Linked DNA regions of Homo sapiens: regions 2 and 3 are each linked to region 1. The links are chromatin loops, found by intact Hi-C in ENCODE. Cell type or tissue: endothelial cell of umbilical vein. All regions are shown on one strand.

Evidence for each region. A loop is a pair of places that touch in the nucleus more often than their neighbours do. Peaks named below come from ENCODE experiments on the same cell type or tissue, not always from the same donor. Only the 100,000 strongest peaks of a DNase experiment are listed, where the experiment ranks them.
Region 2: it touches region 1 in a loop (2.3-fold over the local background); 5 of 110 quality-filtered maps call a loop at or near these places.
Region 3: it touches region 1 in a loop (3.0-fold over the local background); 7 of 110 quality-filtered maps call a loop at or near these places.

The regions. Positions count from the first base shown.
Region 1 is chr13:35,214,416-35,222,415 of GRCh38, reverse strand. All of the region lies in intron 33 of NBEA (neurobeachin), which reads right to left. Among named protein-coding and RNA genes, the nearest start is that of MAB21L1, 260 kb to the left of the region's middle. In endothelial cell of umbilical vein, no CTCF peak of the experiment used is centred here; a DNase peak (open chromatin) is centred at 3,205.
Region 2 is chr13:35,626,459-35,634,458 of GRCh38, reverse strand. NBEA (neurobeachin) reads right to left here. Exons shown (of 59, transcript NM_001385012.1): 49 at 6,211-6,378. Among named protein-coding and RNA genes, the nearest start is that of LINC00445, 67 kb to the left of the region's middle. RefSeq lists a silencer at 3,596-3,645. In endothelial cell of umbilical vein, a CTCF peak has its summit at 3,611 (motif pointing left); no DNase peak of the experiment used is centred here.
Region 3 is chr13:35,814,933-35,822,932 of GRCh38, reverse strand. DCLK1 (doublecortin like kinase 1) reads left to right here. Exons shown (of 17, transcript NM_001330071.2): 11 at 58-204. Among named protein-coding and RNA genes, the nearest start is that of LINC00445, 120 kb to the right of the region's middle. In endothelial cell of umbilical vein, a CTCF peak has its summit at 4,172 (motif pointing right); no DNase peak of the experiment used is centred here.

The DNA of each region.
Region 1 (8,000 bases):
AGAAATACCAATTAAAATATAAAAATTGTCAGTTTGATTTTTTTAAAAAGCAGAACTGCTTTAAGTATAAAAATATAGACAAGTTTAAAGAAAGGAAAAAATTACCATCAAAACCCTTCACTAAAATAAAGAAAGTCATGTAAGGAGTTGAAAATGTTTAATTGGATGAACTTTATACAACTTAAAAATTACCAAAAAGTTACACATTTTTCTATTATATAATTAAGGATCAGAAGGAATGGATCTGACATAATCCAGCTGAAATCAGTGATTAAAAAAAACCAAGCCATTTTAACATTTACACTCCATCTAATATATGATCATAAACACAATAACTATATAAAAATAATGTGGATTTCTACCTTTAGTAATAGGCAAATTCTCCTGCTGAGAACAACTAAAAAAGCTGGACAAAATCAAAAACACTTCTCTGAGGGAAATGGAGAGTTAAGACAGAAGTCAATTATTTGACCATGATCCTGAAGAAGAAACTCTAAGATGATTTTGGTTTCTGGACCGCTCTTCTCCCATGGACATGTTTTGGTAGAAGCAACTGAATGATTGAAATTCAACAAAATTTTTGGAGCTCAGAGCCTACTAAAGAGGAAAAAAAGCTTAGAAAAACCCTTATGATGTAAGGTTCTATAGGTTTATCTGATTTATGATTCTATAGGTTGAGATCCTATAGAACTACACTTTAAAGAAGTGGTGAATCGAAAAAAGACTGGCCCTCTAACCTTGACTTCATTAAGGTCCTTTAGGATTGCTAATGCTTACTAGAAAAAAATACATTTTTTTCTGGAAGAAAACACCACTTTGTACTTTCATATTATGTTTATAATCTTTCAGATACTACATAGGTTTTTCACATAATAATAACAAGAAAAGAAATATAAGTAGACAGGAAGATATTATTGAATACCAAAAGTAACACAAGATGACAGAGGTAGCTCTGATAAATAATCAAAGACTTTAGGGTAACTATATTTACATTCAAGGAAATTAAAGATCAAGATAAACAACTGGATAAGATAGACAATTGGAAGTTTTTTTAGTTTTTTGTTTTTTTTTTTGAAATAGTGTCTCACTCTGTCGCCAGGCTGGAGTGCAATGGCACAATCTCAGCTCACTGCAACCTTGGCCTCCTGGGTTCAAACAATTCTTCTGCCTCAGCCTCCCAAGTAGCTGGGATTACAGGCACTCACCACCATGCCCAGCTAATTTTTGTATTTTTAGCAGAGATGGGGTTTCACTATGAAGGTCAGGCTGGTCTCGAACTCCTGACCTTGTGATCTGCCCACCTCGGCCTCCCAAAATGCTGGGATTACAGTCGTGAGCCATCACGCCCAGCTGGAAGATAATATTAAACCACAAAAGTCAAATGGAAATTTGAGTACTTATAAAACTTGAAATTAAGAACTGAGAAGACTGGACACAGCTAAAGAGATAATTAGTAAAGTAGACTATAGGTTAAAAGAAAATACTCAAAATCACTGAGAGAGAAATAGGCATAGGGGGAAAGGATATAGATAGGTAAGAAATGTATTTTTAAAAAGTCTAATTTTTATGTAAGATAAGCTCTAACAGAAGGATAAAATGGGTCAGAAGCAATACCTGAAGAGGTAATGGCTAGGAAGTTTCAAAATTGAATGAAAGTGATAAAACTTCAGATTTGAAAAACTCTACAAATCTTAAGCAGGATAAATACAAAGAAAATCCACAGCGCCTGAAAACATCATAGTAAAACTTATCAACTCCCAAAATACAGAACACCTTTAAAACAGACATCAGGTGGGTTGGAGTGGAGAACAGAAACAATATGACTAGGAATTAACCTATAAAATAAATAAATAAAACACAGAATGAAAAAAGCCAAAAGACAATAAAATGATATTTTCAAAGCACTATAAGAAAATAATTGCCAACCTAGAATTCTATTGGTTCAAAATATCCTTTCAAACATCGAGGTGGATTTCCAAGATGTTTAGAGAAATAGGAACTAAAAATTCATGACAGGCAAACCTGCACTAAATCAAATACTAAGAAGCGTTCTTTCAGAAGAAGAAATATGATACTAGGTGGAGGTCAGACATTCAGAAAAGAATGATGAGCAACAAAAAATGATAGTCATTTGGCTAAATCAAAACAGATGTTGACCAATAAAATAAGTATACTTTCTTGCAGGGTGTGAATTTAAGATGAACATGCACACATGCATACATATGTACATGTATGTCTGCAAAATTTGGGGTAAATTAAGTTAAACTAGAGTAAGGAAGGGCCATGCATTGTCTGGGAATAGGACCTCGATAAATCAAGGATAACTCCTGCGATGTGGAGGATTATCAATTACACACTGTTTCTCAAAGTGTGTATTCTGGACCAGCAGCATCAGCATGATCTAGCATCGTGGTTAATTTTATGGGTCAATTTTACTGGGTGTCCAGATATTTGATTAAACAGCACTCTGGGTATGACTGTGAGGGTATCTATTGATAAGATTAACATTTGAATAGGTAGACTGCCCTCCTTCATGGAAGAAGGCTTCATCTAGTCAGTTGAAGATATGAATAGAACAAAAAAGTTGAGCAAACTCCTTCTGCCTGAATGTTTGAGCTAGGAGTACTGGTCTCTTCTTGGCCTTTGGACTCAGACGGAAACATCGGCTCTTCTTCAGTCTTGAGCCAGCCAGCTTTTGGATAGGAACTTGTATCACTGGCTCTCTTGGTTCTCCGACCTTGGTACTTTGATTAGAACTACACATTGGTTCTCCTGGGTCTTTAGCATACTAACTGCAGATACTGGGAATTTTCAGTTTCCATAATCATGTGAGCCAAATTTTTATAATAAATCATGTGTATATGCATGTATATTCATATGAATGTAAACATCCTATTTAATCTGTTTCTCTAAATAAGCTTGACTAACACACCTAAAAACTTGTTAGAGGTGCCCTAAATTCTCATGCCCTACTGGAGTCCTACTGAATTAGGTATCCAGCAATCTGTATGTTAACAAGCCCTCTATGTTATTCTGATGCATGCTGATGTTAGAAAACTACTGCACTAAGGAAACAAACAATGTACAACTTTCAACTTAACCGTTTCTTGTTATTTCTCTCTAGACATTTTTTTGGCAATATGAATAAAACTGATTAATCACTGCCAGAGCTTATCAAGAAAAGGAAGGAAGGCAAGGAAGGCAAGGAAGGCAAGGCAGGAAGGCAGGAAGGCAGACAAGCTGGCTAGCTTAAATAAAGAATATCAAGATTAAAAAGAAGGGACATTACTACAGATTATATGAATGTTAAAAGAATAACACAATAATATTATGAAAAGCTTTATGCCAGCAAAAACCTAACAAAGCTGACACCAGAAAAAAATAGAAAATTTTGGGAGATCTGTAACTAATTAAATTGAAATTTTAATTAAGAAACTTTCCTAAAAGAAGAGATCCAGGATTAGGTGTCTTTGCTTGTGAAGTTTACTAAATATTTCAGGGGAAAAAATAAAAAAATAATCTTATAGAAGCTTTCAAGAGATAAATCTATTTCACATTACAATGAAATTGGATTTCTTACAGAAATTGAGAATTCTTTTAGCATTTAAAAATTAAATCAATATAGTATACCATGTTAACAGAAGGAGAAAAACCACATGATCATCTTAGTGTATATTTAAAAAGCATAAGATAAACTTCAACATACGTCATGATAGCAAGTTTTTGTTAATTACAAATATAAGAGATGTATAACATTTATTGAAAATTATATATAATTAATAGGTAAGAAGCATCATAGTTAATGATAAATGTTCAATGTTTTTCATCTGAGATGAAGAATTTAAAAAGAATGCCTGCTATAACCATGACTATAATAAATTGCATTAGAGGTACTGGGTGGCACTGTAAGTTCAGAAAAAGAAATTAAAAGGTGCAAGGATTTTAATGGGAGAAAAAACTCCCCCATTATTCGTGGATGACAGAATTATGTATATACATATACATTTTGAAACAATCTATAGAAAAATAATTAGGAATAATAAGTGAGTTAACATTTCAGGATATTCTGTCAACATACTGAAAGGGAAACAATTAAAAGAATTAAAATTTATAAAAGAAATCATTGACAACATGATAAGAATATAAAATTCATTTGTAGCCTTGAAAAAGTAAGATGGTCTAAAATTACCTTCCATGCTAACAGTTAAAAATATTAGACAAATACAGGGAACAACTATTTTCAGGCAATACAGGGAGTACAGGACTATGAACCCTAAGGACAGGGAAACCAATGAGGTGAGCTCCCCCATCATCCATGTTTCCTTTATGGAGGTATTTCCTATATTATGGCAAATACTGAGTCCTGCAATGTTTTTGAGTTGACACGACTGAGACTGTAGTTCAAAACGGCCAAGGTGAATAGAATTTGCAGAACAGAGTCCCTGAGAGGAGGAAGCTATGAAGAAAAAAATTTCCCAAAACCTGAGTCTTAGGCTGAATAGCAATCTACTTATGTGAAGCCTGAAAGCTCCAAGGGCTAGAATAGAATAATTTTTTGAAAAGAATAATTATGAAGGAGCTGCAACACAAACATCACTGAGAGTGCATAGTGCTGGGAATAGTCTGTATTCCCTCCAGCCAGAAAGGAGAGATCTCATTAAATACACTGAGCATTCAGGAGAAATTCTAGCAAGTCTACCCTTTCTAAGTGTGGCAAAAGCAATCCAAGAAGAGAGGCCTCTCTAAATTTGCCTTAAAAGGTCTTAAAAACATGCCTCATGGGCAAGGATAGCCTTTTCAACAAATGGTGCTGGAACAAATGAACATTCATAGGCAAAAATGTGTACCTCAACCTAAACCTCACACCTTACACAGACATCAGCTCAAAATAGATCACAGACTTAAAAGTAAAACAACTTTTAAACCACAAAACTTTATAGAAAATACAATATAAATTTTGGGAAAGTAGAGGTAGGTGAAGAGCTCTTAGACATGACACCAAAAGCTTAACTATAAAAAGGTAAATCTGACAAGCCAGATTAAAAAAAATTTAAATTTTTCTCTGCTAAAAAACCCATTAAAAGGATGAAACAGGGAGCACGTCTAAGATAAAATATTTGCAAACTAAATTTCTAAAAAAGGACTTGTATTTGAATATAACAAAAACTCTCAGAGTTCAAAAGTTAAACAGTGATCCAATTAAAAAATAGGCAAAAGACATGAACAGACAATTCATGAAGGAGACATATTGATGGAAAATAAACACAAGAAAAGATGTTCTGCATATTTATCCATTAGGAAAATGCAAATTCAGACCACAGTAAGATATCACTACATACTATCAGAATGCTTAAAAAAATGCTGGTAACAATGAGGAGAAACTGGACCACTCACACATTGCCAGTGGAAACATAAAGTGGTTAAGCCACTCTAGAAGACAGTTTTGCAGTTTCTTATAAAACTAATCATATACTTACCATAGAGCAAGTAATCTCACTCTTGGGTACTTATCCCAGAGAAACAAAAATGTATGTTCACATAAAAACAGATGTCCACTGTAACTTTATTTTTAATAGCCCCAAACTGGAAAAAAACTTAAATGTCCTTTAGTAGGTGTATGTTTAAACAAACTGTCATCCGTACCATAGAATATGACTGAGAAATAAAAAAGGAACATACTATTAATTCATGCAACAATTTGAATGGATTGCATGGCAGTATTTTTAGTGAAGGAAGATAAATGTCAAAATGCACCTCTGTAAAGTGTATGAATCCAAGAAGAAATAGGGAAAATTAGAAAAAAATATTGAATTGAATATAAAAAATACTACATTTGTACAATACAGGTAAAACTGTGCTTGGAGGAAAAGTTATGGCTTTAAATGCTCATATACCATATCATTAAACAAGAAAGTTCTAAAATCAAAGATCCAAGAGAGGGGCTGGGAAACATCTGTAAAGGATAAGACAGTAAATATTTTAAGCTTTAGGCCATATCGTCTCTGTTCCAACTATTTAACTCAGTCACAGTAATGTGACAGCAGTGATAGGCAATACATAAGCAAATGAGTGTGGCTGTATTCCAATAACTTTATGTACAAAGCTGGTGGCAGAATGATTTGGCCCATGGTCCACAGTTTATAGACACTCAATCTCAGTTTCCACTCTAAGATATGGGAAGAAAAAAGCAAGCAAACGTGATGTAAATAGAAAGGAGTAATAAGAGCAGAATTCACATAATAGAAAAAAAACACTCTAAAAATATTAATGAACACAGTATCATTTTTGGGGGGAAATCATAATATTGAAAAGCAATAGCTATTCTGATAATGAAAAAATGAGAAAAAACAAAATAACAAAATCTGAAATGAAAGAGGGAACATCATTAGGGATCATGCTTATATTTTAAAATATTAATAATAAAATTTTTAAAATTACAAAGAATTTATGGCAATAAATCCAACAACTTAGATAAGATGGGTAAATTCATTGAAGACAAAAATAACAAAACAGATACAAAAATAAATATACTATCTGGATACTCATTTATCAATTAAAAAAACTAAATCTATAATTTAAATTTTCCCAGAAAGAAAATTCCAGGCAGAAATGGCTGTACTGGTGAATTCTCAAACATTTTAGGATAAATAATACTAAAGCTACAAGTGACATTATCTCATGCATAGAAAATAATAAGGAAACTACAGAAAGTGTTAGATCGATTATGTGAGTTTAGAAAGTTCTAAACAACTTACCACGTTTACTAAAAGTAAGTGGCAAGATTATAAAATATAAAATCAATATATAAAAATCAATGTACTAATACAAAATTATCCCCTTTTTTCAGTTTTATTGAGGTAAAATTGACACAGGCAATCACTGATTTGCTATTTTTTAAGATAAATTAATTTGCATTTCCTATAATTTCATAAAAATGGAATCATACACTATGTACTCTTTTTGGTCTGGCTTCTAACTCCCAATTGGAAATTTACAGCAAAAAATCTAATATAATATCATCAAACACATGAAAATTTAGAAAAACATAAAAATTTAAAAAGACATAAAAATAAGTACAAGAGTTTTACAATGAAAACTACAATAAGTTGCTGAAAAAAATTAAAGATCCCAATGAATGACAATTTCAAAAGTTTGAATACTCAGTATTATGATGAAGAGTCTCCTCAAATTAAAAGGTTCAACAGAGTTGTAATTAAAATTTCAGCAGAATTTCTTTTTTTGTTGCTTTAGAATTGACAAGTCACTTCTAAAATTTACATGAAAATGCGAATTAACCCAGAAAAGTAAAAAAAAAATAGTTACAGGACTTACATTACATCATCTCTTTCAAAACTTAATATAAAGCTACGATACAGGAAGATAGTGCAGTAGTGACATATAGTTCATGGGACAGAATGGAGTCTAGAAATAGATCTACACATAGGTGGTCAATTGATTTTAAATCAATTCCAAGGTAATTGAATGGTACTAAAACATTAATATACATAAAGACAGAGCCAAATCCCAACCTTTACCTCACCACAGACACAAAAACTAAGTCAAAACAGATCAGAAACCTAATAAAGATAAAACTACAAAACTTTTATTTTAGAAGAAAATATAGTAGAATATCTACATGACTTTGTGGTAGGTAAAGATTTCTTATGATTTACAAATGGCACAAATCATAAAAGACGAAACTATTTGAGACAATGAACTCTGTCAAATTAGAAACTTTTGTTATTAACAATTTTAAGAAAATAAAAATATATACAACAAAATGGAACAAAAAATTCTAGACTGCATGTTTCTCACAAAGGACATATATGAAGAATATATAAAGAACTCATATCTCAAGAAAAATTTTAAAAGATAGCAAGGGATTTCAATGGCCCATAAGCATATGCAAAAAAGAATACTCACCATCATTAATCAATAGGAAAGAAAACATAAAACCAAATGAGATATGGTTACCCACCCATTATAAAGTCTTAAAAAGA
Region 2 (8,000 bases), 410 kb before region 1:
ACTGACTCAATTTTTTTCTCTTGCTGAACCAGTACAACTTTAATGCCAGTAATAGTGTTGCTAATTCATTTGATAATATGAATACAAAACTAATGACACTAAAGTAAAACTTTTTTTTCAGATAGTCTCACTCTGTCGCCCAGGCTGGAGTGCAGTGGTATGATCTTGGCTCACTACAAGCTGCGCCTCCCGGGTTCACACCATTCTCCTGCCTCAGCCTCCCGAGTAGCTGGGACTACAGGTGCCCGCCACCACGCCCAGCTATTTTTTGTATTTTTAGTAGAGATGGGGTTTCACCGTGTTAGCCAGGATAGTCTCAATCTCCTGACCTCGTGATCTGCCTGCCTCGGCTTTCCAAAGTGCTGGGATTACAGGCATGAGCCACAGCGCCTGGCCTAATGTAAAACTTTTAAAAATATAAAGGATAATAAAGGATATAAATGCTAATACTAATTTAGATCAAGAAAGAATGTTACAGGCAATAAGTGGGCTGCAATTAGGCCATCTTTATAAAATTTTGGAGACAGTATTGAAAATAAATTTAAAAGCCACAACTGCTTCTTTTTACTAAATAATATTAAAAACAAATTAACTTATTTTCTCTGTTGCTAACAGATTTTTTAAAATTAAATTGATAGTTTTGGTGTCATATATAATGAAATTATTAAAACAAAAGTTCTTCTAAGATAACTTCATTTAATTATGCCTTTAGGTAATAATGCCTGTGTAGTGCTTTATAGTTTAAGTATTTTCACATATTTTTCTCCCATGAATTAGGTATCATCTCTGTCATCAATTTTTTAGGTGAGAAAATACAGGTACATAAAATTCAAGTGACTGACTTAATGTCACTCAAATACTAATGGTTGAGCTGTGATACAACTTATAATATCATTCCCATCTTTCTATCCATTTTTGTTGCCTATGGCATACAATATAATCATACTCTGAGGCAGACAGGTCTTGAACTCCTGACCTAGTGATCCACCCGCCTCGGTCTCCCAAAGTGTGGGGATTACAGGCGTGAGCTATCACGCCCAGCTGAAAAAATTATTTAGGCCGGGCGCGGTGGCTCACGCCTGTAATCCCAGCACTTTGGAAGGCCGAGGTGGGCGGATCACAAGATCAGGAAATTGAGACCATCCTGGCTAACATGGTGAAACCCCATCTCTACTAAAAATACAAAAAATTAGCCGGGCGTGGCAGCAGGCGCCTGTAGTCCCAGCTACTTGGGAGGCTGAGGCAGGAGAATGGCGTGAACCCGGGAGGCAGAGCTTGCAGTGAGCCCAGATTGCGCCACTGCACTTCAGCCTGGGCGACAGAGCGAGACTCTGTCTCAAAACAAACAAACAAAAAATTATTTAATGAGAGTGTTAGCTAGATTAATGGTTTTTAATTGGGAATGTGTGTGAAATTCCCAGATAATTTTTTTTTTTTTTTTTCAAAATAAGACTTGCTTCATTGAAGCCTTTCCCTGGATATTCTGAGATGCCCATGTGATGGGGAGGATAGAGTGGATGGGGAGTTAGATGGGTATGACATGTGTATTAAAAATAGTACAGGGGGGCCGTGCACAGTGGCTCATGCCTGTAATCCCAGCACTTTTGTAGGCTGAGGCAGGCAGATCACCTGAGGTCAGGAGTTCAAGACCATCCTGGCCAACATGGTGAAACCCTGTCTCTACTAAAAATACAAAAATTAGCCAGGTGCGGTTGTGGGTGTCTATAATCTCAGTTACTTGGGAGGCTGAGGTGGGAGAATTGCTTGAACCTGGGAGGTGGGGTGCAGTAAGCCGCTGCACTTCAGCCTTGGTGACAGAGTGAGACTGTCTCTGAAAGAAAGAAAAAAAATACAAGGGGAGGGGTGAGGTTTTGATGAAATGGTTTTAAATTTTTGAAATTGGGTGATAGGTACATGGAGGTTCATTATACCATTCTCTGTACTTTTGTAGGGGAAAAAAAAAAAGCTTTCCAAATGATTCTAACACACCTTTAGTAGAGCAGTGCTTCTTAAAAGTTAATGTCTCAAACAAGTTGCCTAGGGATCTCATTACATGTATTTAGTAGGTTGGGGAAGGCTGAGAGGCTGAAGTTCTAGCAAGTTCCCAGGTGATGCTGATTCTGCTGGGTTATGGGCCACATTTGAGCATCAAGGTGTTAGAAAACCATGGGACTAAATGATTACCAACCAGAATATTCTCTTTCCTAAGCAGGTCATAGGATGAAGTTTCTTGGTCATCATTTAGTAAGTAAAAATATAAATCAGATCATATACTTTTTATTAATATATAAAAACCGATAAGAAAAAATATTCTTTATAATGCTTGAAAAACTGCTCAAATAGTACAGCTCATCTATGAAAAAAAGTGCATAGAAGATTACGATGTAAGCCAAGACTTTAGACAATTTAAATAATATCTACTATCCAACAGATCTAGTGTTTACATATTAAGAAGAGCTTTGTACCAGAACTGTACTGTCATGTTTCTGCCCAGAGGCTGTCATGATAAAGTTTATTATCAATTACTGCTTTACAAGTATAAAATAAGTTAAGCTGTCATAATTTTCTCAGCCAGAGTTCCTAAACTGTCAAAGAATGTCAATTTTCAATCTGACATAGAGAAGAAAATTATCTGTTATTCTGACCTCTAATTTCTTGACATTTTAATGCCATAATTGCTGTGGTTAGTGCTGCTTCATGATTTCACCTGTCAAGAAAGAATGAATCAATAACCTTAAGCCATTTCTCAAACTTTAGCACTAACTTCAAAACTCAAAGTTATAGGCAAGTAGTAGAATTTTTTTTTTTTTTTTTTTTTTTACAAAGGAGACATATATAGATATTCATATATTAAATATTTCTCTTTTTAAATTAGTGTTTAATTTAAGCATGAAAAAATCCATCTTAGGCTAGATGGAGTTTAGTGTAGCCATAATTAGCCTTCCTTTGGTTTTATCTATATGAAATGTACAATCTTTGTATTTTAAAAATACTAAGATAAACATTATCAAATAAAATAAATGTATTGAGCTCAATAAAAGGGTTAATATCTTAAACTCTGCTTTTTCCAAGAGTCTGTGTCCAACCACTTAGGTGGGAATCAACTCTCTCAAGTCGCAACACAGCAGTACAAGACCTCCAGGAACTCAACAAGAATGTTTTAAAAAAAGGTATTGTGCCTCCCACATGGTCTACTCATAGGGGTTGTATATAGGTAAGGGTGCATAAATGACCACTAAATAATGAATATGCTGTACTTCACTCCATTTTATCTGGGTTCTTTCTTATAACAATAGATGTATTTACAGAGAGAGCAACTGAGGTAAAGTGAGATTGAATGACTCGGCCTCACTTACCCAGCTCACAGGATTCAGGTGGGCTCTCGTCCTTTGGAGGACACTATTCCTCACATTCTTAAATGTTAGTGCAGAACTGTCTTTGTGGGAATCTGTTAGCTTCTACTTGGCTAACTGGCATTAACAGCAATGGGAATATGTTAGAGGGGGGAATGGTGGGAAGTGGGAAAGGGGAAATTAACTAGCATTCCTTGAAATCATTTAATCTGTTATGTCTACACTGTACTAAATGGCCCCCTAGTGGTCACAAGGAGATAGAGGCTCTTCCTAAGCAATCTTGAGTCCACACAGGTCCACAGGGTCATGGTAAACCTCTCTGCTGATGTGTGCTCAGGCCTCTGGGGGCTGGGGGAAGGGAAGTAAGAGTATTCCAGGTATGCGCTCCTTCACATGTATCGTGTTCTAAGAACTGACACAGAATTATAGGGTTGAGGAAGTGGGCAAGGGGTCTGGGGAGAAAGAACATAACATTTCACAGTATGACTCTGGGTCTCTCTAATGAAACCTGAGTGTCTGGCAATTATGTGCTTCGAATGAGCATGCTGAAAGGAGACAGAGTCCTGAGCTGAGGCACCCTAGTAGCAGAGAGTCTGCATCACTAGAAGGTCATGAAGCTGTAATACAAGATATTGTTCAGACCATCTATATAATATGCCAACATATGCTTGAATCATTCCCATTCAACAGAAGACAATTTTTAATTTTTAATTTTTACATTTTAAATTTTACATTTCTATGTAATGTTTCATTAAGAAGTTCTACATTAACAAAGCCTTATACACAATTCTTTCACTGTCCAAAGCAATGATGTTATTTTGTAGAAACAGGTATTTTGATAAGATTCAAATAATGAACACTGTATCCATGTAAAGAAAATTTCCATTTTAATTTCATTTTCAAATTCTTTCAGTTATCTCTTTTTAAACCCTCATTTAAATTGGACAAACCTGCTATTTTTCTGTCAATTTTAATGCTGCCTTGCACTTTCATCACATATAAGATGCTTAATGTATTTTATTTTGTATTTAATTTATTTAATTTATTTTATTTTGTGTTTAATGTATTTAATTTGTTTTGCCCAACAGGATTAACTTGCAACTTTCTTTATAAGAACAGGACTTTATTATAATGGGTAAAAATGTATAACAAAATATCCAAAAGCAAAAATGCCTATGACATTTAGAAGTCAAAAGACAATTCAGTTGATCTTAGAATATAAGGATGAACTATTACAACTGTTTTCTTTTTTTCTGATTCTAAAAGGTATTAGCCTTAAAAGAATAGTTTATAAAGTATTTAATAAAACAGGCATGTAATAAGCAAGGGTGTACAGTTGAGACTAATTAAGCTCAGAATTATCTCCTACCAAATAATCTGATTACAATTTATACACAACTGGGGATACTCAGTTGGGTGAGTGTAATGATTTGTAGAGAAAATTCCTTATTTCACCAGCCATTTCATAACACCTGCCTTCTCTCTCATTCATTCATTCTGTCTCTATGTTTTTCTCTTGGCTTCAGGCAATAATTTTATCTTGTGTGCACACAATATGGTACAATATTGCCCCTAATAATACGCTTGCAACGTGTTCTCAGAATATTTTGCCCTAAGGGTCCAAGGATCAATGATTATGAGGCTCTTCCCTTCCTTTTCCTCTTCTTTGCTTGAACCATACAAATGGAGTCATTTTAATTTTATAGAGGTATATAAGAAATAAACTTATGAATGCAAATTTTTCTGTAGAGCTTCATTGCGCCCATCTCCAAGTTTTCCACCTTTAAAATAAAAAATAAGAAAAGCATTCCACTGGCTGGAGATGCAGAAATGATTACTTGTTTTGCATACGACAGATGGCAGATATCTGGTAGAATGGAAGACTGGGATATCACTTCCTTGAAGCAACACTTATGTAGCAGCTGTTGCATCTTCACTCTTTCCACTTATCTGAAATCATTTTGTGCAATGTAGAAATGATTTAAGTAATATTTTATATGAATATTTTCACTAAAAATACTATATACATACTACAGCACATAATTCCCAACTGTTAGCTATAAACATTTCAGATTGAAAACACATAAGAATAAAATAGCATAACTGCATCTATTTCATTCATGCATGTTTTTGAGTATTCTGTCTAAAAGGTAGAAATATTCCTTTTATTTATATTTATTATTTTTTTGAGATAGGGTCTCGCTCTGTCACCCAGGCTGGAGTGCAGTGGTGCAATCTTGGCTCATGGCAACCTCTGCCTCCTGGGTTCAAGTGATCTTCTCACCTCAGCCCCCACAGTAGCTGGGACCACACAGCTGCGCCACCACACCCTGCTAATTTTTGTATTTTTTGTAGAGATGGGGTTTCAGCATATTGGCCAGGCTGGTCTCGAACTCCTGGGCTCAAGCCATTCACTCACCTTGGCCTCCCAAAGTGCTGGAATTACAGGCAAGAGCCACTGAACCTGTAATCCTAGCACTTGTGCTGTTATTTTTAAGAATAGCCACAGTGGCAGATTATGTTAATGTGGAATATTCCTATTTAAATATTCAGCTAGGTTTCACTTATTACTAAAATACGTAAAGCATTACATATTTTAATGTAAATTTTGAAGTAAGAAAAACAAATATACAGATATAGAAGTATATTTAAAGTGTCTGAAATTTAAAAAGGAACCACATACTGGTTGCATTACTTGTTTTGGGACTTTTCAATTTTTCCACATATGTCAAGAACCTGAAATCTGTTTTGTAAGAAGTTATGTTGAAAACAAAATTATACAGAAAGAGATGAAATGTCAAATTTGTGTTTGAGAGATGACAGAAATTTTTGGAATAATATGGGATTTAACACCTACCTCCCTGAGCACAGGATCAGTGATACTATCCAGGTTCACAGAGCCTTCATAAGTCAAGTAGTGAAAAACATTCAGAGCACGAACTGCTTCTGGTCCTCGCTGCTTATAGCCAAATATAAGGTCGATCCACTGATGAAGTTGGCAAGAAACAAATTCACTTTCTAGGGCCTGAAATGAGTCAAGAAAGAAATGAGAGACCATCAAAACTTAGTACACCTTCATATCCTTTTATTTTTTTTTTACTTTGAAATATATATAAAAAGGAGAATATGCTCTTTAAATTTCTGTACTTGATTTATATGTATCAGATCTTCAGTTCCTAGAAATGGAAAAATACTACCTCAGTAGTATTTTACAGACACCTAAATGAAAGTACAGAGACCTAAATGAAAATTTTCCCTTTCTAAAATGCTAAACTTTCTCTTGGCTCCATTAGGTACATAATATGATTTAACATAAATAAATTTCTTATTAAAACACACTCATGTTTAAAAGAAAAATAATTTAAATTACCTTTTTTAATACCATGTTACAGTTTCATTTCTCATTTTTAAATATTAGTTTGAAATTAAGCAATTTTATGAGAAACTCTGATATACATTTATTTTCCTGCCTGAAGTCCTCCAGCTTACCTCTGAGATGACTAGAAGGGAATATCTTTCTTCCACTATGAATTAACTCAGCTATTACACAGTTTGGGAATCACTGGGCAATTTTGGATGTTTGCTAGCTAATGGGAAAGAAATATAAATTACTGAGAGTCAAGGCCCATACTAAGTTTCCATAAACAGAAAAAAGAAAAAAAAAAGGCCTTTTTATTTCCTAAGAAGCCATCAGAAGCTTCCTAGAGGTGTCTTGACAGGTAGGTAGGGAGTCTTGCTCAGGTCCGTGAAATAAGTAGTGATGGTGCATGGCTCACTACGCCTCTCACTTACTGCAGTCATTTATCATCAACTTCCTAGTGATTTAAAGAGGACACTGATTTCAACAACATGGAAAAGAGCTGTACATCTAGCTTTGTAAATTTCAGCTATTGCAGAGCCATGTAAGACAATTTTCTAAATTACGGCGGTCACTAAATATGTGAACAAAGTCATTCTCTGTGATTTCCATGGTGTTGAAACCAATTTGGAATTCACTTAATGAATAAATGATTTCTTGAATTAAGATTGCCAAAAACTGCTTTTCATTTTTTAAGTATATAAAATATTATAAATAATACTTTTCAACTTTTCCTGTGATCACATTTAACTAGTAATTTATTCCCTTCAATCCCTTTCCTGATTTATTCCTTTCAAAATTTTTTGTATTTCATCTACACCAATTAGTGTGGATGTTTCTCATTCAGCAATGTAAACAATGACATTTTATGAAAGAACAGTTTCCATACTAAAGGCAAACAGAATTTCTATATTGTCTATCTCATCGATCTTGAAATAACAGTTCAGAGTAGAACACAGGAAATGAGTCTGAAAGAAGAGATGGTTAAAATTCTGTATTATGTCTATATTAGTTTGGTCAATTTGTATAAATGATTTTGTCAATTCTCTATAACTATTCAATTAAGAAAAAATGTCAGTCTAATTATTTAGTAATATTTTCAGTGTCTGATGCAATAAATGAAGGGATTTAAAAAATGAGTAAATAGAGGTTCATTATTGAGTAACTACTGCTCAAGTCTATTCACAGGAATTCAATTTAGTTATGGAATCAGATAAATAATTTAAAGGAAGATTTTACCAACATGATCAGCTAAGCGCATTCATTACAAATATATCTTATAGATACCA
Region 3 (8,000 bases), 600 kb before region 1:
GGTGGCCCCACTGGCCCGTCTGTTAATGTGCTGCTTCAGCTTCTGTTCTCTTCTCAGGGGGGAGACCTTTTTGATGCCATTACTTCCACTAACAAATACACCGAGAGAGACGCCAGTGGGATGCTGTACAACCTAGCCAGCGCCATCAAATACCTGCATAGCCTGAACATCGTCCACCGTGATATCAAGCCAGAGAACCTGCTGGTAAGAGGAATTCCACCTACAGGGCATCCTGAGTTCCAAGCACTCATGAAGGAATATGAATATTTCTTTTTTCTTTTCTTTCTTTTTTTAAAAATTTACCTGAAAGGTTAATTTCCAGTTAGCCTTCAGGAGCTAGTTGGAAACTAGCCTTTTAGGTTGATCTAGATGAGTTAATGCGCCCTTAAGAACACCTGATTTATTAGCAAACAAAAACCAGGCACAAGAATGGGAATTGAACTCGCGAAGGGTAGGGCTGTATTGAACACCTTGGGCTAGGACAAGATAGCGACAAGTTACACAGACACAAATGTCATTTATCTTAGGCACTTTTATGTTAGAAAGTTTTTACTTGCCAGTTGGGGCAACATAGTGAGACCCCCATCTCTACACAAAAAAAATTTTTTTTAATTAGCCGGACATCGTAGTGTGTGCCTGTAGTCCCAGCTACTCAGGAGGCTGAGGTTGCTGGAGGATCTCTTGAGCCCAGGAGGTCAAGGCTGCAGTGAGCTGTGATCACACTACTGCACTCCAGTCTGGGTGACAGAGTGAGACCCTGTCTTGAAAGAAAGAGAGAGAGAAAAGAAAGAAAAGAAAAGTAAAAAGAAGTTTTTACTTGGGGAAAAAAAAAGGAAGCCCTTTTAGACTTTTTTGGAGTCTCCCAACTTTACAGCTCAATAATATGATCCAAAACCTAAAAGAAAAAAAAATTATAATTGGTTTTTAAGACTCTAGCCCCTTAGCATAAAAACAATTTTGAAAAAGACTAATTTTTAAAAACGGAGACATCCTTCCCCCAACTTTACACTATTTGGTTTGCTTTTCATTTACTCCACATCTCTGGGGAAACCTTGAGAGATCTCCACAAAAGCAAATGGGGGTCCTTCCTCACCCAGTTATTAAGGGGAATACATAGGAAAAAAAGAGGAGGTAGAGACTAAGTATGGGGTGCTTCACTGGGAAATATGGGAGTAATATAAATGTTGCTGGCTCTTCAGGCTGGAATTTAATGAAATATATTTCATTTCTATATACTGTGCATATATATATATATATATACATATATTTATATATATATCTTTTCCCAAAGATGCTAGTTCTTCCTTTCATTATCCACCCCTGAGCATTATGTATAAATATATGAGTTCTGTTACTTTGCCCGTCTCTTCAGAAATCTGGGAAAAGAGGATTCTCTTTCTAAAGTAGTGTTTCTGCAGGGTGGTCTAAAGACTCCCTGAATCAAAATTATTCCCAGATGCCTGTTAAAAATGCAAATTTCTGGGCCTAGATGCAGCCCTACCAAATCAGAATCCAGTGACTGATGACAGCTTGCAGAAATCCACAAGGCAGCCACCTCCCCCAGGTAACCCGCATACACACTCAAGTCTAAAAGCAGATGAGCCACCCAACTCCCATGACACAAATAAAAGCTAGTAAGATCCGCCATGATGGAGAACCATCTATGTACTTGGCCCTGTGCTAACGTCTTTACAGTCATTATCTCGTTTCATCCTCACAGCAACCACATTGGGTAAGTTCTATTACTGTTTCATTTCATAGGTAAGGAACATGGGTACCTAGAAGTTAAATGACCTGCCCACGGTTGTCACAGCTCTTAAGTAGAAGAGCCAAGGTCTCAACCTAATTCTGACTTCCAGAGCCTTAGCTCATACTACTACACTACAGTAAGCTCTGCATTAAGGAGAGGTTAACTGAGTACTTGCTATGTGTCAGGTACTGTGCCAGGGAACAAGAGAGACACATGTCTTCATGAAGTTGACGCTGAAGCAGAAAAGATAAGCATTCAAGAAACAAATATGCACACAATTAGTTAATTGCAATTATGCTGGTAATCTTGTAGCTACTGGCTAATAAAAGGCAGCTGAGGTCAAGTGACTGAGCCCTGACTTAATTGCACCTTAAATTCCTCATCTTCACAGTAGCCTAAACATATTCTTCTGCATAGTTACCTCCATCAACTGCAGCAATTTTCTCTCATCTGCACTCATTTTTCCTGTGTCTTGAATTATGTAGGATTGTCTCATGGGAACAGACTTACAACTGGGCCTTTGTTTAAAAACTTCTCTAAGCTCCCAAACTTCAGCGACTGAAAATTAAAGTTTCATTTTCTTTCCTTTTTGCTTTTGCTGCTCAGTTTTGTGTACCCATTGTTCACTTACTCCTCGCTGAAGTGTTATCTCTTTCTGTAAATGCCATAAGTGATTACATTGGAGTGCACTTTTACTAAAATTACAGTTTACGTGATACTTCTAATGTATTATGCTCATTCAAATATATTTTACTTTAAATTACCACAAAAGAAAAAAAATGTTCTCTCCTTTCTTTTTCCCTTCTCTTCTAATTTAAGAAGCTGAACTATATGGAGAAACAATTGCAGTCATTTATAATGTGGTTTTAAAATATCTATATGAAAAACTAACGAGATTTTATTCTCCTTTACAGTGATTTCTGATGGTAGGGATTAGGGGTTGGTGAATTTTGCAGGGATAAGTCTATTATAGGATAAAATAGTTCAAATAAGTTTAGCAAAACTTAACACAACTTATTCTGTCCTGGTTTAACAAAACTAGGATGATGTCACTAATTGCACATGAGACCACTGTTGATTTCACATTCTATTGAGAGTTGTGGAAATAAGAGAACCATCACAGAAGGTAGACCCTCACACACCCAGGATTTATAGTCAGATGGACAAAAGTTCAAAACCAAGCGGTTCACTCTTCCACTGCCTGGTCTTATGACCTTGAGGAAGGTACCTCCTTCAAGCCTTTATCTTTAAGGGGATTTGATGAAGATAACATAACTATTAATTTTCTTTTGAAAATTTCCCCTTTCTTTGTAATTAAAAATGAAATTAAAGTATTCCTTAAAATAAAACTGCCTAACGATAATATATGTAGTGAAAATCACTTTTTAACCCTTTTTTTTTTATATTGCTTTAGAAATTTTACTATTCACCTGTGCATGGATTTGCCACCTCATGGCAAAATGTAAAGCTATAGACTATTTTTTGAAAATGTTATAATAAAGTTAATATAAAGATTTGGAATCCATTTACTTATTATAGGGAAACTTATCAAATACATAAAAAGACCTCACAGCATACTTTGTTTTACTACGTTATTAAAAGGCTTATAAAACCCTTCTAAATTGTAAGACTGACAACAAGATTTTTGTTAGCTAAGTGTTAGATTAATATTTGTTATAACTAGCAAAGTATTTTTAATACATATCTAATTCAGCTATAGATTTCATTGTACACAGTATAATTGTGTATGTAGAACTTTTAGCGTTTTTTATTTTTAATTCTTATAGAACAGCATAAAAATGTAGCCTGGTCTTAAGGATCTATATTGATTGTATGAATGATTTATTTAACTCTAGTGTTTGGTTGGGTTAAAGTATTTTGATGAGAAAATATGATTTGACTTACAGGGATGTTTTCAGCCACATTTTAGGTGAAAACTGGGCATTGACCCAATAAAAAATACCCCTTATAAATTTATTGTTGTATTTAACTAAAGTTTTTCCCCCCAAATTGATCATGCCCATGATTTTACATGGTTCTTGTTGCTTTACTGGTTGTCATGCCTGGTACTTAATAATTGTATGGACAGGTGGACGTCAGAGTGGATGAGTGGAGTGAGTGAGTGAATGAGTGATACTTCTATGAACAGAGGACAGAGCCGCCTGGCAAGCCCAAAACATTCCCAACTGGCCTGTTAGACGGAGTTCTCACACTGGCCTCAGTGTAAACTTCACTGAGCAGTGGGAGAAAGTATGATGCTTCTCCAGATGGGCTTAGGCATGGGACCACTGTGTATGTATGCGTGTATGTGTGTATGTGTATATGTATGTGTGTATGCATGCCATGATGGTTCATGACTAAAGGAACTTTTTGCTTAATTAAAAAAAAAAAAATTAATACCTTCAGTTTACACAAGTCACCACTAGATGGCAAGCTTGTACCCTTAGCAATAAAAACCATCAGTAGCAGCTTGTGTTTCTTTCAAGGACCTGGGCAGGTCTTTCAAAAATGTGTACACAGATGCCTCCTCCTTATGAAAAGTAAATCTTTACTAACCAAACTATAACTCACATCACTAGTTTTTATTAGATTCCAGAAACAAACATAGTCGTTTTCTTCAAATATAAACATTCAAAAATCTTTTCCCTCCCAAAGTCCCCAAGACCCTGCAGGAGAAAAACTGCCTCTCCTTGGCTAGAAACTCTGTGTTCAAGTGTTTGTGCCTGCTCCCAGCTGCCCATCAAAATGACACGTGCAACTCATGGTCCTTGTTTTCACGCAGTGGATTATATCTAGCAATAAGCTAGTCCTGTTCCACCCAAATGACGATGACAGGTTGTGCTCCAGCTCTTCCTAGTTTTCAATTCCATGCTCACAAGATAACATATTTCCTTCACCTTAATCCCATGACTCTTAATTCTCCAAATAAATCCATTTGGTGATAGGATAGCTAACTGCACTGGTGGACAAGATGAGTGCCACAGAGAGAATGGGTCTAGAGGTCATGGACAAAAACACAGAACTTGAGCCCTCAGAGTGTATTGACTAATGGATTGGAGGTTACCCAAAGGAAGGGAGCCAGTGATCTTCTGTGAGTCTGGCCCCAATCCTGCCCTATTCATCATTACCAGTGACTTCAAATGAAGATGAATTATACCAATGACAGAAGTGAAATCCAAAAATATTTTTGGCTCTATAAAGGTCCAAAACTGGTAAGAAGAAATTAAACAAGAGATAAACATAAATCCCTAGAGACTAAGTTAGTTTTGGTGTAGTTGTGTTATTGTCAATTTCAGAAACAGTAATGGAATACTTGGCCTGACTGCAGGTCAAAAGGCTATTAGTTGACCTGGAGAAGGCTGTTCGTTCAGTGTGAGTCTCAGTATGACAAGCCTGCTAAAAATATTCATATGCCCTTAGACTTCTTTCCCTGAAAGAGTCAGGAGAGTCCTTGGTGTGGCTTACCATGGTACCCCTTATGGTAATACTCTGAACACATTCTGTCTGGGCCTGGGGTTGACCCAGAGAAGGGATGTACCACTTGGGGCATGGTGATTCTCATCAAATATAGGAAAGGCTGCCACATGGAGGACGGGATAACTTTCTTGTACTGTATATGACAGCATGGAACTAAAATTAAAGAGAAGATATTAGTGGGCAAGAGATTTAGGGTTAACTTTAGAAAAACTTTTTAATAATCTAATTTCTTTGAAATTTAAATGTCCTTTATTACTGGTAGCTTGTAGTCATTGTGAGTGTCCGGGCAGAAACTGAACGATCCTTTTTTTGGGGGTGTTTAGAAAAAAAATTCTACTCTCTGAATTTGCATGGAAGTTGAGGGAAAATAGAAGACGCAACATTTTCCCAAAGCATTATTTAGTACCGTAATTGGCCAGTTACTGTACTAAGTGTTTACTGGGCCTCTTGTTCAAAGACCTGTGATTTCATCAGGGAGATGAGGACAGGAAGGAAAAGGTATCCCTTTAAGAAGACATTGATTTTCACCTTGTGTCACCTTGGTGGGTCTGTGTTTGTCTAATTCACTGCTCCTTTCTGCTGTCATTAAGAGATGACACTCATTTCTTTCTAAAATGGCACAGCCTTATCAGACTAGCAAAAATTAAAAATAACATACAATGATGGCAAAGTTAAGAGGATAACAGTTATCTCATATGTGTTGGTGGGAGAGTCACTTGGTGGAACCTGTCAGAGAGGCAATTTGGTAATATATAACCAAAACCTTCAATAACATGTGTGCCTTGTGACCAAGTAATTCTACTTCTAGAAATGTAACCTAAGAGGAAGAAACTGGATATGTAGCTATCCAGAGGGATGTTCACATCAGGGTTTTGCAGTATGAGGAAAAAAAACCCAAACGGTATATATGGAGATAAGTTATCTCAGGGCACTGATGAATTAAATAGTGGCACAATGGTGGTTAGACCACCAGTAGTGGCAGGACATCCTGGTTAGACTCTTGGACTCAGACATATCTGAGTTTAAGTTCTGGCCCTGCCACTTATTTGCTGTGTAACACTGGGTAAATTACTTTACATCTTCGAATCTCAATTTTCTCATCTGCAAAATATGAGTAAGAGTGCTAAATTAATAGGGCTGGTATGAAGATCAAATGGGCCAAAATGCACATGAAGTCTTCATCACAATGCCTGGTATGTCCTGTGTGTACAATAAATGACAGTGGTAATAGTAACTGTTGGGATTACTAATATGGTGCCATATGGAATATCCTGCAGCCACTGAGAGTAATTGTATAGATATATGCGATTCACTTCGGAAAAACATTCAGGATATGTTGTTCAATGGAAAAAGAAGGATAGGAAGGAGAGAAAGAAAGCTCTGGAAGTCCATGTCCCAAAATATGAACAGTGTTTATTTCTGAGTGTCAAGATTATGGGTGAGTTTAGTTCCTTTTCGTCTATAGTGATCATTTTCCTACTATGACATATTGGATAATAATTGTGTGACAGAAATGTAATAACGTTTTTTAAAATTGCAGTGGCATTGAGTTCCCACAGTTTTGGCAAAATCCTGGGATGTATAATTCCTAACAGAATCCGGAATGTGCATGTTTTGTGTATCTCGCTGCAGCTGCATAGAACTCCTTTTAAGATAGTTTCATGACTATTTTAAATTGAGGGTGAGAATCAGGTTTCCTGGAGTTTCCGTTCACTTCTCCATCTTCCCAGATATCTCCAGTGTAATATTGAAGAGCAATTTTACTTTTTCGTTTAATTACCTCTCTTCTGACTTACTCCTTTCTAACATCTGCACAACATTCATTATTTTTATTATTTCATTTAATTTTTGATTTCATAAATATTTTACATGTAGGTATAAATTTTTTTATTATGTTTTTCCAGGAGATTTAATTCAAAAGTACATGGGCCATAAAATGCATTCTATAAAATAACTCCCTGCTTAAATGTTGTTATATTTCATTTCTTAAAGATTAAAGATTTAAATTTAAGCCATTTTCCTCAGAAAGCATCATAAAGGCCATATACCGTAGCAAGAGGAAAATCAATGTCTTTTTAAAGGGATACCGTATATGTTAAAAAGTAAATTGACGTTTTTTCATGGCTTTGTCAATTTCATGCCACTTTTGTTCAATTCTATTTGGTGAAATAATTTTTAGTTCCTACTGAGCTCCTCTGTGAAATAGTTTTCAGTGGTTACTAATAATTCATTAGCCAACGTTTCATCAGGGTTACCCTTGGATTCGTAGAAACACTGAGAATTACGTTTGTTCCAACACATCTGTTACATTAGTCAGCTTTTAGTGCCATATTATGGGAATCTCAGAAACCTTTTGACTGGGTTCAGGTTATCTGTGAATTTTCATATTATTTTATGGCCACCAGCTGCATTTTATGACTATATATTAAATGTTTTATTTTTTCAAATAATTTTTCCAAATGGTCTCAGTTTCCCATCCAAGGGAAATCAAGCATATGCCTAAAGATCTACTGTTCAGTAAGTTGTAGCTAATGCAAAACCCCAAATAAACAAAAAAGAAACAAAAATAAAACCCTCCTTTCAAAAACAATCCTGTGCAAAATACCAGTGTGCCCCAAAATCTACATACCTGACCTTTCGTTATATCTGTTCTTGGTTGGATATGCCTTCAGGTTTTAATTGGAACCTTTTTCATAATTGTTGCCATTTAACACATTTAGTCTGTCAAATCATAGGATGTCTTTATAGCCATATAATAAACCCTAGAGAACAA